2 separate regions of the Homo sapiens genome follow, and region 2 is linked to region 1. The links are chromatin contacts, found by Hi-C or POLR2A ChIA-PET in ENCODE. All regions are on one chromosome and are shown on one strand. The core of a region is the stretch at or near the end of the contact, and the rest is flanking DNA. Distances in the headings are between cores, read along the strand shown. Region 1 overlaps LMCD1-AS1 (LMCD1 antisense RNA 1). Region 2 overlaps LOC107986009 (a long non-coding RNA gene).

Evidence for each region. A loop is a pair of places that touch in the nucleus more often than their neighbours do. ChIA-PET counts read pairs that join two places held with the same protein, here RNA polymerase II (POLR2A). Pooled maps may share reads with other maps.
Region 2: a loop to region 1 is called in a map of mesodermal cell, with 5 times the contacts of the local background. The contact joins two enhancer-like sites. A Hi-C loop is called at or near these places in 74 of 168 maps with a recorded cell type or tissue (Caco-2, Calu3, GM23248 and 39 more), 29 of 37 single-sample maps with no recorded cell type and 40 of 50 pooled maps. POLR2A ChIA-PET finds 5 or more read pairs at or near these places in 5 of 52 experiments (AG04450, HEK293, MCF 10A and 2 more).

The regions. Positions count from the first base shown.
Region 1 is chr3:8,442,649-8,448,282 of GRCh38, reverse strand. All of the region lies in intron 3 of LMCD1-AS1 (LMCD1 antisense RNA 1), which reads left to right. Among named protein-coding and RNA genes, the nearest start is that of LMCD1-AS1, 56 kb to the left of the region's middle. Within about 2 kb of position 3,807, at least 31 of the 41 ENCODE cell types and tissues checked have a DNase peak (open chromatin) inside an H3K27ac peak, as active enhancers do; they include gastrocnemius medialis and psoas muscle, where a contact is called at or near this core.
Region 2 is chr3:8,597,437-8,603,306 of GRCh38, reverse strand. LOC107986009 (a long non-coding RNA gene) reads left to right here. Exons shown (of 5, transcript XR_001740420.3): 4 at 1-63. Among named protein-coding and RNA genes, the nearest start is that of LINC00312, 29 kb to the right of the region's middle. Within about 2 kb of position 4,071, at least 2 of the 41 ENCODE cell types and tissues checked have a DNase peak (open chromatin) inside an H3K27ac peak, as active enhancers do; they include gastrocnemius medialis and psoas muscle, where a contact is called at or near this core.

The DNA.
Region 1 (5,634 bases), core at 2,558-5,057:
GACATTCGGTGTTACTTCCTTGCCCTTGTCATTGTTTGCATTTGAGACACTTGCTTTGTGGTTATTAACCCATTTCACTAGTAGGTAATAAATGTATACCTCTAATTTAGAAATAGGTTCTGAATTAAAGGAAATGTCCAATATCGAAGAAATTCCAGATCCACCCTGAGTACCTATTTTGCTTTCTCTTTGTAAGCTCTGACATTAGATTTTTAATGGAATACTGTCTAGTGCTGAAAGTCTAACTTTGAATGCATTAACCTCTGCAGATGCATTACACCTTGACTTCTAAAAAGAGGCAACTTTCTAAGAGTGTATTTCAAGTGCCTTTAATATCCGAGACATAAAATGGCATCATATGTGTGTATGTGTTTGCATGTGCTTACTGTGTGTTGGGGAAGTGGACTGAATGTTCTCTAAGCCCTTCCAGTGCTGGGGAGTTCCCATGAGACCCTGAAACAGCCTCTGTAGCTCTCTGGGCCTCAGTTTTTTTTTTCTGAGAGACTTTGACAGCACGGATTCCAAGTCTTTGCCAGTTATGAACTTTTGTAGAACTGTCATTGCCTTGGAATTTAATTAATCTTCAAAAAGGTATGGTCTATCAGGACAGTGAAAAGACAACGGGATAAAATATTTACAAATATTTTACCTATCTAAAATATTTTATTTTAAATAGATGATTTAAAGTAAAATATTTTATTTTAAATAGATGATTTAAAGTTAAAATAGTTTATTTTAAATAGATTATTTAAAGTTAAAATATTTTATTTTAAATAGATTATTTGAAGTTAAAATATTTTATTTTAAATAGATTATTTGAAGTTAAAATATTTTCTTTTAAATAGATTATTTAAAAATATTTTCTTTTAAATAGATTATTTAAAAATATTTTCTTTTAAATAGATTATTTAAAAATATTTTCTTTTAAATAGATTATTTAAAAATATTTTCTTTTAAATAGATTATTTAAAAATATTTTATTTTAAATAGATTATTTAAAAATATTTTATTTTAAATAGATTATTTAAAATTATGTAAATATTTATAAAATATGTATAAATCACATATCTGATAAGGGGTTAGTATCAGGGATATATAACTAACTTACAACTCAACAACAAAAAAGACAAATTACCCAATTAAAAAATGGTCAAAGTTCCTGAATAGATATTTCTCCGTAGCAGATCCACAAATGGCCGGTAAGGGTGTGAACAGATTCCCAATGTTATTAGTCACTGAGGAAATAAAAATCAAAACTGCAATGAGATGATACTTCACACTCACTGGGATGGTCATAATAAAAAAAGGAAAATCACAAGTGATGGTGAGTATGTGGAGAAATTGGAACCCTAATACATTGCTGACTAAAATGTAAAATGGTATAGCCTGCTGTGGAAAACAATTTGACAATTCCTCAATAAGTTAAACACAAACTTATTATGTGACCTAGTGATTTCACTCCTAAGCGTATACCCCCAAGAATTGATAACAGATGTTCAAACAAAAACTTGCACACTATTGTTTATGGCAGCACTATTAACAGTAGTCAAGAGGTGGAAATAACCTACATCTATCAGCTGATGAATGGATAAACAAAAGGTGATCTAGAATAAATCACTGGTTCATTCTACAACATGGATGAACCTTGAAAACATTTTGCTAAGTGAAAGAAGCCATATGCCAAAGGCCATATATTGTATGATTTCATTTATGTGGAATATCCAGAAAAGACAAATTAATAGAGAGAAAAATCAGATTAGTGGTCGCCAGAGACTGAGGGGAAGCAGGAATGGGGAGTGGCTACTGAATGAGTATGGAGTCTCCTTTTGGGGAGATAAACAATTCTGGGACTAGACAGTAGTGATGGTGGCTCCGCATTGTGTATGTATTAAATGCCCACTGAATTGTCTACTTTAAAATGGTTAAAATGGTAAATTTTATGTTATGTGTATTTTACCACATGCATACACAAACCTTTCCCAGGTTACAATAAGGCATGGCCATTTTTGTTTCAATAGGATTTGTATAGATTCTTTAGATATGGGTGTATTTTTAAAACTATATAGACTATTATGAGTTTAACACCACAACTGCCCATAGTGTGATCTGTGGATCAGCAGCATTTCCATCAGCTGGGAGCTTGTTAGAAATATAAGTTCTTGGATCCCTCCCCAAACCTAGTGAGTCAGATTTTCTGGAGGTGGGCTCAGCGATCTCTGCTTTAACAAGCTCTCCAGGCACTTCCTATGCACACCAATGCCAAGTTTGAGGAGTATTTCTTTACGATTCACTAGGCCATTGGTTCTCAGCTTTTAGTGTGAGTAAGAATCAACTGGAGAGTTTGTTACACAGGCAGGTTCTTGAGTCCAGAGACTATGATTCCTTACATGTGGATGATGTTCAGAAACCTGCATTTCAACAGGCATCAAATGCAGGTGGTCCAAGGACCAATTTCTAAAATGCAGAAATAATGAAGAAAATTGATTTTTCAAACTTTATTGTGCATGAGTGTAAACTGGAAAGTTTGCTAAAATTGCAAGTTTCTGGGACCTGCCTCCAGATGTTCTGATTCAATAGGTCTAAGATGAAGACTGAAAACTCACCTTTTTAACCAATCACCTCAGTTAATTCTGAGGTCAAGAGACCACGTTTTAAAAACCACTGCCCCAGACATGAAGCTCCCTGAGGACAGAGGACAGCTTTCAAGTGATCTTGCTAGGCTAGAGCTATGGCTTCAATCTAATAAAATGGAATTCACTGGAATGGTTTGCATGTTCAGGACTTGAGCCCAGATCATCAATTACATCAGTAAAAAATCCAGGAGATGTGACTTACCTGCCATTCACGTAAAAGATACAAAGCAAAAAGAATCCCTCTGTGGTTGTATTCAGTGTTATATACTGAGGAAGCTAAGACAGACTTAGGCTTACTTAATAGAAGTGTTGTATCTAAATAGTTGGCATTCAAACTGTACACAGAATATCTTTAATTCTAGATGTTACACACTGGAGCGGAAAGTGAAACTAACATTTATTGAGGCGACTACACATTTATCTTATTTATTAAACTATTTTATTCCATTGAATGCTCATCCTATTACATAATCTTTAAAAGATTATACCCATTTTAAAGGTAAGCAAAATTGAGGCTGCCATGAAGGAGAAGTAGCTTGCCCACTGATTTTCTACTTTTCTCCAGAGTACCTTGACATCTCTTTTGCCACCAGCACTGATAGCCTCTGTGCTGGGAGATGCTCAGTACAGTCAAAGGGGATTGGTTCCAGGGCCATTGCGGATACCAAAAACTGCTCCTGCTCAAGTCCTTTATGTAAAATAGCATATTTGCCTGTAACCTATGTACTTTAGATTACTTATAATACCTAATACAATGTAAATGCTACGTAGTTAGTTTATATTTTATTTATTTAATGTACTTTACAATTCGTATTATTTGTACATTTTTTGGAGAATATTTTTCATTTGGTTGAATCCGCAGATGTGGAACTCGCACATATAGAGTGCTATAATCCCACTCTAGCAAAGTGTCCCAATGCCCCACTGTAAGCCCTGTCATATTGGGAGGTCATCCTTTGTAACATGGGAACGAAGCTGCACAGCTTCTGAGTTCAACATTTCCTCGTGGAACGATTCCAGCCCAGCGCTGGGATGACATACTGTTTGCTTTGCGTCTCTGGTATGTGCCTGGTGAAATATTTACCAACTGGTCCGCTCTGTCCACAGAGCGGCCGTGAGACTGTCTGTGTTTGCTCCAGTCAGCTTCCTGGCTCAGCCTGTTTCCTTGGCAACGGCCTTTCCTGTCAGCAGCCTTGAAGGAAGGTATAAAAGAGCACACTGTTAGGAATTGCTGTCTGGGGCCCAGCGGGGTTAGGTTTGCCTCCTGGATCCTTAACAAGGAAAGAGGAGTAAGTTCTTCTCTTAAGCATTGCCACTTGCTTTTCCTGTGTCCTGAAAACTATCTTTTCAGCTTTGTGTGTTACATCAGCCAGGAAGGTTACACTATGTGATCTGGTGGGAGTTGGGGACGTGGGGGGGATGGAGGAGGAGGCATTTCCCCACAAAGGACTGTAATTGAATCCTGTGATGGTTTTGTAGTGTAATAATCTGATTTTGATTTGTCAATTATTTTCTCTTCTCTTAAATAGCTCTCCCACATTTTCCTTCTCTGCTTTATTCAGACCTAAACATTCCTGACTTAGGAAGCTTAATGTCCCCCAGAGTGCCTTCCCCGACCACTGCTTTACCCCACCAACCTGAAGCCACTGAAGGTGTTCCTAAACCTTCAGCGGACTGAATTGCTCCTTTGCTCTGGAATTTCTGGTGACTCCCTGTTGCTACCAGATGAGCCCCAAGACCCCTATGATGGAATCCGATGTTCTCATGCTTGAATGAGCCCAGCACTGCCCAGTGGAGGTGATTGTAAGCCATATATGTCATCTTAAATTTTCTAGCAGCCACACTAACAAAGTCAAAACAAATGAGTGAAGTTAATTTTAATAATATATTTTATTTAGCTCAGTATAACCCAAATATTATCATTTCAACAGCCAAACAATGTAAAAATATTAATGAGGTATTTTACTTTATTTGCTCCCACTGAGTCTTCAAAATCGGTGTGTATTTTACACCCACAGCACATCTCAGTTCAGACCAGCACATCGCAAGTGCTCAGGGGCCTGTGGCTCTGTATCTAGCCCCTGCCTACCCTTCCTGCCTCTTCCTGCTCCACCTTCCCAAACCCTACAAGTTTCCCAGTCCCTCACATGCATGAAAACTTTTGCCATCCTGTGACCTTCTCCTGCCCTTTTGCTCCATGCTGTGCTCTTGCACTTCTCATTCCTGTTGCCTGGCTGCCCTTCTGTACTTGAACTTCTATTCATCTTTTAAACCCATGTTTAACGTCTTCTTTTTCCTTCCCTGTTTTATCTGTCCAGTAGCACCTTGTGTGTATCTCAGATATAACACTAAGTGTGTTGTATTCTGATTATTCGCTTAGAGGTCTCCTCTACCACAGGGAGCAGTTGTAAAGGCAAGGGCATGTTTTGGTCACGTTTGTGGCTCCTGGTAAATATTTGAATGAATGCATGAATGAGGGAATGAGGACATGGAAAACTGCTTTGGTGCTGATGTTAGGATGTTCCAGTTTCTCTTCTGCTGTATGAGGAGCAATGCTTCATTCCAAACTACTGTTGTCCCTGTACTTTTGGTGTTTCACTGGGAGAGTTTGAGCTTAGCTGAGCTTTCTACATCTCTTCATGTGCTGTTTTTCTTTTTTCTACCTACATTCTCACTCACTTTCTGTATCAGACAACATATACACTCAGATCTTTATCCAATGCCCAATGACATTGAGAAGCTAAATAGGTTGATTTAAAACCACACAAAACACTCCCCCTCGGACTCCCCCAAATGAAGTGCAACCTATACAATAAACGTCAAAAGTGAAAAAACAAACCCAAACCAAAACCTTCTGCTGTTTCTGGCAATCCAGGTTACTGTTCTCCACTACTGGCTATTATAATTTGCTGCTGTAAAATCAAGGAGTAATTATATTAGAATAATGGAGTTTAATGAACTAAAGAAATGCCCTGGTCTGCCTTGGAACCTGTGGCTGTGG
Region 2 (5,870 bases), core at 2,822-5,321, 150 kb before region 1:
GAACATAGGAGAGTTTTGGCAGGTCGATGGTGTGTTGGTGCCAACCCACTTAGAGCGAAAACTGTAAGTTGAGTTCACGTGGATGAACATATCAGCATCTGCCTCACATGAATTCAGAGGGCACCACAGCCTCCTCTCAGAGACTTCTTGGGCAGCCAGATCCATTTGGAGGAGAAGTGAGCAGGGTGTGATTTAGAAAGTATTTATGTATGGGATGTTGATGGAAGGTGTATTAGTCCATTTTCACGCTGCTGATAAAGACATACCCGAGCCTGGGAAGAAAAAAAGGTTTAATTGGACTTACAGTTCCACATGGCTGGGGAGGCCTCAGAGTCATGGTGAGAGGCAAAAGGCACTTCTTACATGGTGGTGGCAAGAGAAAATGAGGGAGATGCAAAAACGGAAACCCCTGATAAAACCATCAGATCTCATGAGACTTATTTACTACCACGAGAACAGTATGGGAAAACCACCCCCATGATTCAAACTGTCTCCCACTGGGTCCATCCCACAACACGTGGGAATTACGGGAGTGCAATTCAAGATGAGATTTGGGTGGGACACAGAGCCAAACCATATCAGAAGGGTAAATATTTTCTAGATGTGGAGACCTGGAGACACTGGCCTGTGGAGACCATTAGTACAAAGTCAACAGTAGTAAAAGAAGTGGAAACTTAGCCTGTCTGAGCCTCAGCTTCCTCCTCTGTGTGGGTTAATGTTGGAAAAGTTTTCTTGGGCATTTTCCACCGAGCACACATTTACCCATGTGCACGAGTGTGCACACACACACATGCACACACACACAAATCCATCCCAAATTTATGTTCTATTGCATTATGAAGTTGCTGGATGGTGGATAAATCCCACCTCTTACCTATTTTAATTTTCATCTTCCTACTACTTATCCCGATGCTAGAAATGCATTTAGTGGATTATTAGAAGTAGCTATGGAAACCCTGGACAAGGCCCTCTCCCCATCACTACCCTGGGGCCTCACCATTGCCTGTGACTGGGTATAGCTCATTTAAATACTAACTTTAAAAATGCAATTAAGAAAGTAGATCTTCAGGGCTTGTGTTTGGGCTTATCCAGTATTTATGTAGTCATCTTGCATTGCTCTTCTCCCTGAGTGTGGGCAACTTAGAGTTGCTGGATGTGACCATCTTATAGATGTGGAAACTGAGGCTGAGAGAGGGGCCATGTCTAGCCCCAAAGCATTCACTTGGCGAGTGGTAAAACCAGGAAAACAATGCATACCTCCAAATTCCAGGCTGGTGCTTTACTTACTTTACCCATGATTTTAAAGAGGTAAACTCCCTTAGAAAATGTGTCTTAAACAAATCTTCCCTTTTTTTACCTTTTGAGAGGGGGTCTCACTCTGTCACCCAAGTTGAAGTGCAGTGGGGCCATTTCAGCTCATTGCAACCTCTGCCTCCCAGGCTCAAGTGATCCTTCCACCTCAGCCTCCCATGTAGCTGGGACCACAGGCGTGTGCCACCACACTCAGATAATTTTTTGTATTTTTGGTAGAGACAGGGTTTCATCGTGTTGCCTAGGCTGGTCACAAACTCCTGAGCTTGGGTAATCCATCCAACACAGCCTCCCAAAGTACTGGGATTACGGGCTTGAGCCACTGTGCCTGGCTACACAAATCTTCTCAATTCATAAACAGATGGAAGTAGTGAGAGGCGGTAGGTGTGGCCCAGAGTCTCATCCACTACAGGTTTCTGAAGCAATTTTGTGGATCTCTATAGTTCTGCTTAGAAATCAGTGGGGTCCACCAAGCCTGCCCCCTTCCTTCACTTCTGCTTTCATTCATTTATCCACTTAACAAACTTATGATGAGTACTCACCATATCTTAGGCTCCAGGCTCAGCTTAAATGAACGACCTGGGATCCTTCCAATAAATTCCCTGTCTTTGCCTTTTTTTCCTTTCTTAAATTACTCAGAGTTTTTCCTGTTGCTTTCCATCAAGAAATCCTAATAGGTGCAAAGAGTTTATACTATTTAGTGGGTGAAGCCCCTTTGAAAGATTTTAGGTGGGGAAAGATTTGAGTGTTATATAGACTGTGCTGATGGCTTAGAAAGAATGACTGACTTCCCATATGAGAAGGAGGAGATAGGCGTACAGCAGGTTGGTTAGGTAGTATTGAAGTCGAGGAAAGAAATACTGAAAGTCTAAGGTAGGTCAGTGATTCAACTAAAGGCAGGAGGGTGTAGTGATTAATAGCTTGGACTCTAACCACAGACCAGGGTTCAAATCCTGACCCTGCTGCTTACCTGGTGTGTAAACATGGGCAGTTTATTTAACCTCTCCAAATCTGTTTCATCCTCTGTAAGACAGACTGGATAACAGCATCTCTGCTTGTGAGGGATTCACTGAAATAACTAAAATGGAGGTGAAGCACAATGCCTGGTTCATAAGAAGCATTCAGTAAATACTATTGGCTATTGTTGGTGATAATGGTGATGATGATGATCATGACAGTGATCATTGATAGTGATGATAATGGTTATGATAATGATGATGGTGATGATGATGGTGGTGATGACAGTGATGATATTTATGATGTTGATGATAATGGTTATGATAATGATAGTGATGATGATGGTGATGATGACAGCAATGACATTGATGATAGTGATGATAATGATGACACTGATGATGGTGATGATGATGATGATAATGGTTATAATGATGGTGATAATGATGATGGTGGTGATGACAGTCATGACATTGATGATGGTGATGATGATGACAGTGAAAGTGAGCATGGTGATTGTGATGGTAATGATAATGATGGTTATAACTATGAAGGATGGAGATGATAAGTGAGATATGAGGGGAAAGGCAAGGATGATTCCTGAAGTTCTAGGCTAGGTGATGGCAGGATACCTTTTTGAGAAAAAAAAAAAAACATACAAAATGTATTCGTATGGTCCTGTGCTTTTTGGAATTGAAAAGTTGGATAACTTAATCCCAATCAATTAAGGTTGCCTTCTTTTTTCACTCTGGCTTTTTCTCCTGTATGCTATCTCTTTTATTGAGTGGTGCTGGGACAGCTTCAGGAAGGACCTATGCAAACTTCATTAGCTGTGTGTTTAATCTATTTCTTTGTAATTTTCAGAATATCTGAATTATATTTACTTTATGTTTTATTACATTGTCTTATGGTTATACATGGGAACTAACATCATTTGGCTGGTATCACATCTTATGCTTATACATGATACCAACATTACTTTTATAAATAGAAAGTAGCTACAGAATTAAATATGATGAAATCAAACCAAACTATTCTATTTAGTTAGATACCTGACAACACTTTTGTTTTTGCTAAAAAGGGAGATTAAGTATGTTAGAAAGGTGATAAAGACATAGTGGCAACAAAGAGAGACTTTTTTTTTCTTGAGACAGGGTCTTGTTCTGCCTACCCAGGCTGGAGTGCAGTGGCACAATCTCAGCTCACTGTAGCCTCAACTTCCCAGGCTCAAGTGATCCTCCCACCTCAGTCTCCGGAGTAGCTGGATCCACAGGTGCATGCTACCATGTCCAGCTAATTTTTGGATTTTTTGCAGAGATATGGTCTCAGTATGTTGCTCAGGCTGGTCTTGAATTCCTAGGCTCAAGCGATCCACCCACCTTTGCTGAGATAACAGGCATAAGCCAACGTTCCTAGCTCAAAGTGAGACTTTCTCCTTGAAGTAACCAGGTAGATTTGGGGAGAAGTGATAAAAGAATATGGTCAATTTTTCACTGTATGAGTCAATGTTACTTTATGCTAGATTTGTGGAGCACTGAAAGCCATGTCCTGAATGGCCAGTGATACTCTACACCATGGACAGTCCTGCTTCAAAAACAGGCTGTCATATTACACACCACGTGACTACACTATTCAGGACCTGTGGAAATGGACATCAACAGGTGGACACAGGTAAAAATTAGCTCATAACTAATCAGCTTGGCCTCTCAGCCTGGCTTCTGTAGGCAGGCAAAAGGGTAGGCATCACTAAACAAGGCTTCTATTTAGAGAAGGCATCCGAGCAGCTGAGTTTGGGATGGGCCAGGCACTGCAGAAGGATTGCTTAAATCTCCAAAGTCGACTTGTGTGTGACATCACTGGAGCCAAGGGGGCAATAGCCCAGCTCAGAGATAACCATGAAGCAATTAAATGGACAAGAAACGCTCCCCACTTCTAGGTGCTTCCACAGAGGACCCTCCCCACTAAGGAGGCAAAGCTGGTAAATTGGTCCCTTGGAAAAGAAGTGAGGATGAGAAACAGTTTTGTCATTATTTTGTTGAGTTTTTCTTTTTTGCCATTATTTTGATGGGTTATTTTGATGAGTGTAATTTTCCCAGTCCTTGTCCCATTCAATAGCAGTTTGGCCAAATGACTTCCAGGAAGACTAATAAGAACTAACATAATTATGGATACCAAAATTGACCTTTGCAAAATATTCACATCCTTTTAAAAATTCTCTTTCTAGGCTGTGACATTAGCAGTGATGCTCAAAATATTGGCAACATATTTTTTCAAACTTTAATTATGGAACATTTCAAATGTATACAACAGTAGAGGGAAGAGCAAATATAACAAGGCCCCTTTGTACTCAGCCAGCAGTTCAACGATTATTAACTGAGGTTATTTCATCTGTCAGCACGTCCCTCTTCTGGCACCCCCGTTAGGCTATTTTGAAGGAAATCCTATAATTATGTTATTTCATCCACAAATACTTCAGAGTGTATTAGGTTGAACCTTATGTCATTTCTGGTAGGTAAACATATTTATTTAAAGTTGATTTATTTGGGTGAGGATTCAGATGTGGTCCACCCATTTTGGCAGTGTCTTCATCTGCCTTTTCTCCTCCTTTCGCATGTCTTCATCTTTCTTCCCATGTCCTTTATGTTTACAATTATCCCAACAGGGGACATTTGGGAAGGAAGCACAGTAACCCTCCCTTATCTGCGAGGGGTAGGTTCCAAGACTCCCTGTGGATGCCTGAAACCACAGATAGTACCAAATCCTATGTATGCTATGTTTGCTATGTTTTTCTCCTATGCAATCACTTTTTTTTTTTTTTTTTGAGACAGAGTCTCGCTCTGTCTCCCAGGCTAGTGTTCAGTGGTGTGATCCTGGCTCATTGTAACCTCCCCCTCTCAGGTTCAAGCGGTTCTCCAGCCTCAGCCTCCCAAGTAGCTGGGATTACAGGCATGCGCCACTGCACCCAGCTAATTTTTGTATTTTTAGTAAAGATGGGGTTTCATCATGTTGGCCAGGTTGCTCTCGAACTCCTGGCCTCAAGTGATCTGCCTGCCTCAGCCTCCCAAAGTGTTGGGATTACAGGCACGAGCCACCGTGCCCGGCCCCTATGCAATCACATTGTATAATAGGGTGGGTGACACAGACAGTGTGCATATGCTTGACAAAGGGAAGATTCAAGTCCCAGGTGGGATGGAGAGGGACAGTGTGAGATTTCACTATACTACTCAGAATGGCGGTGTGCAATTTAAAATTCATGAATTGTTGATTTCTGGAATTTTTTACTTAATCTTTTCAAACTGTGGTTGACCTAGGGTAACTGAAACTGTGGAAAGTAAAACCACAGATAAGGAGGCATTACTGCCAATGTCTTTGGAGTCCCTAAGCTCTTCTGGGTGTTGTCTACTCTGTGAGGTTCCAACCTCCCTCCTGTAGACACTCAGAGACTGTGTATTGGCTACTGCCTTAGGAGCTTTTATTCTCAGGAAACTCTGATTCCCTGAAAAAAAGAGGTTCCAGAGACGAGAGAGTTGGTAGACTGGAGGATGCAAGGGCCTCCTTTGTGCTTCTGGGCCCAGCGGGGCTGACATTTCTAACAACACTTTGAC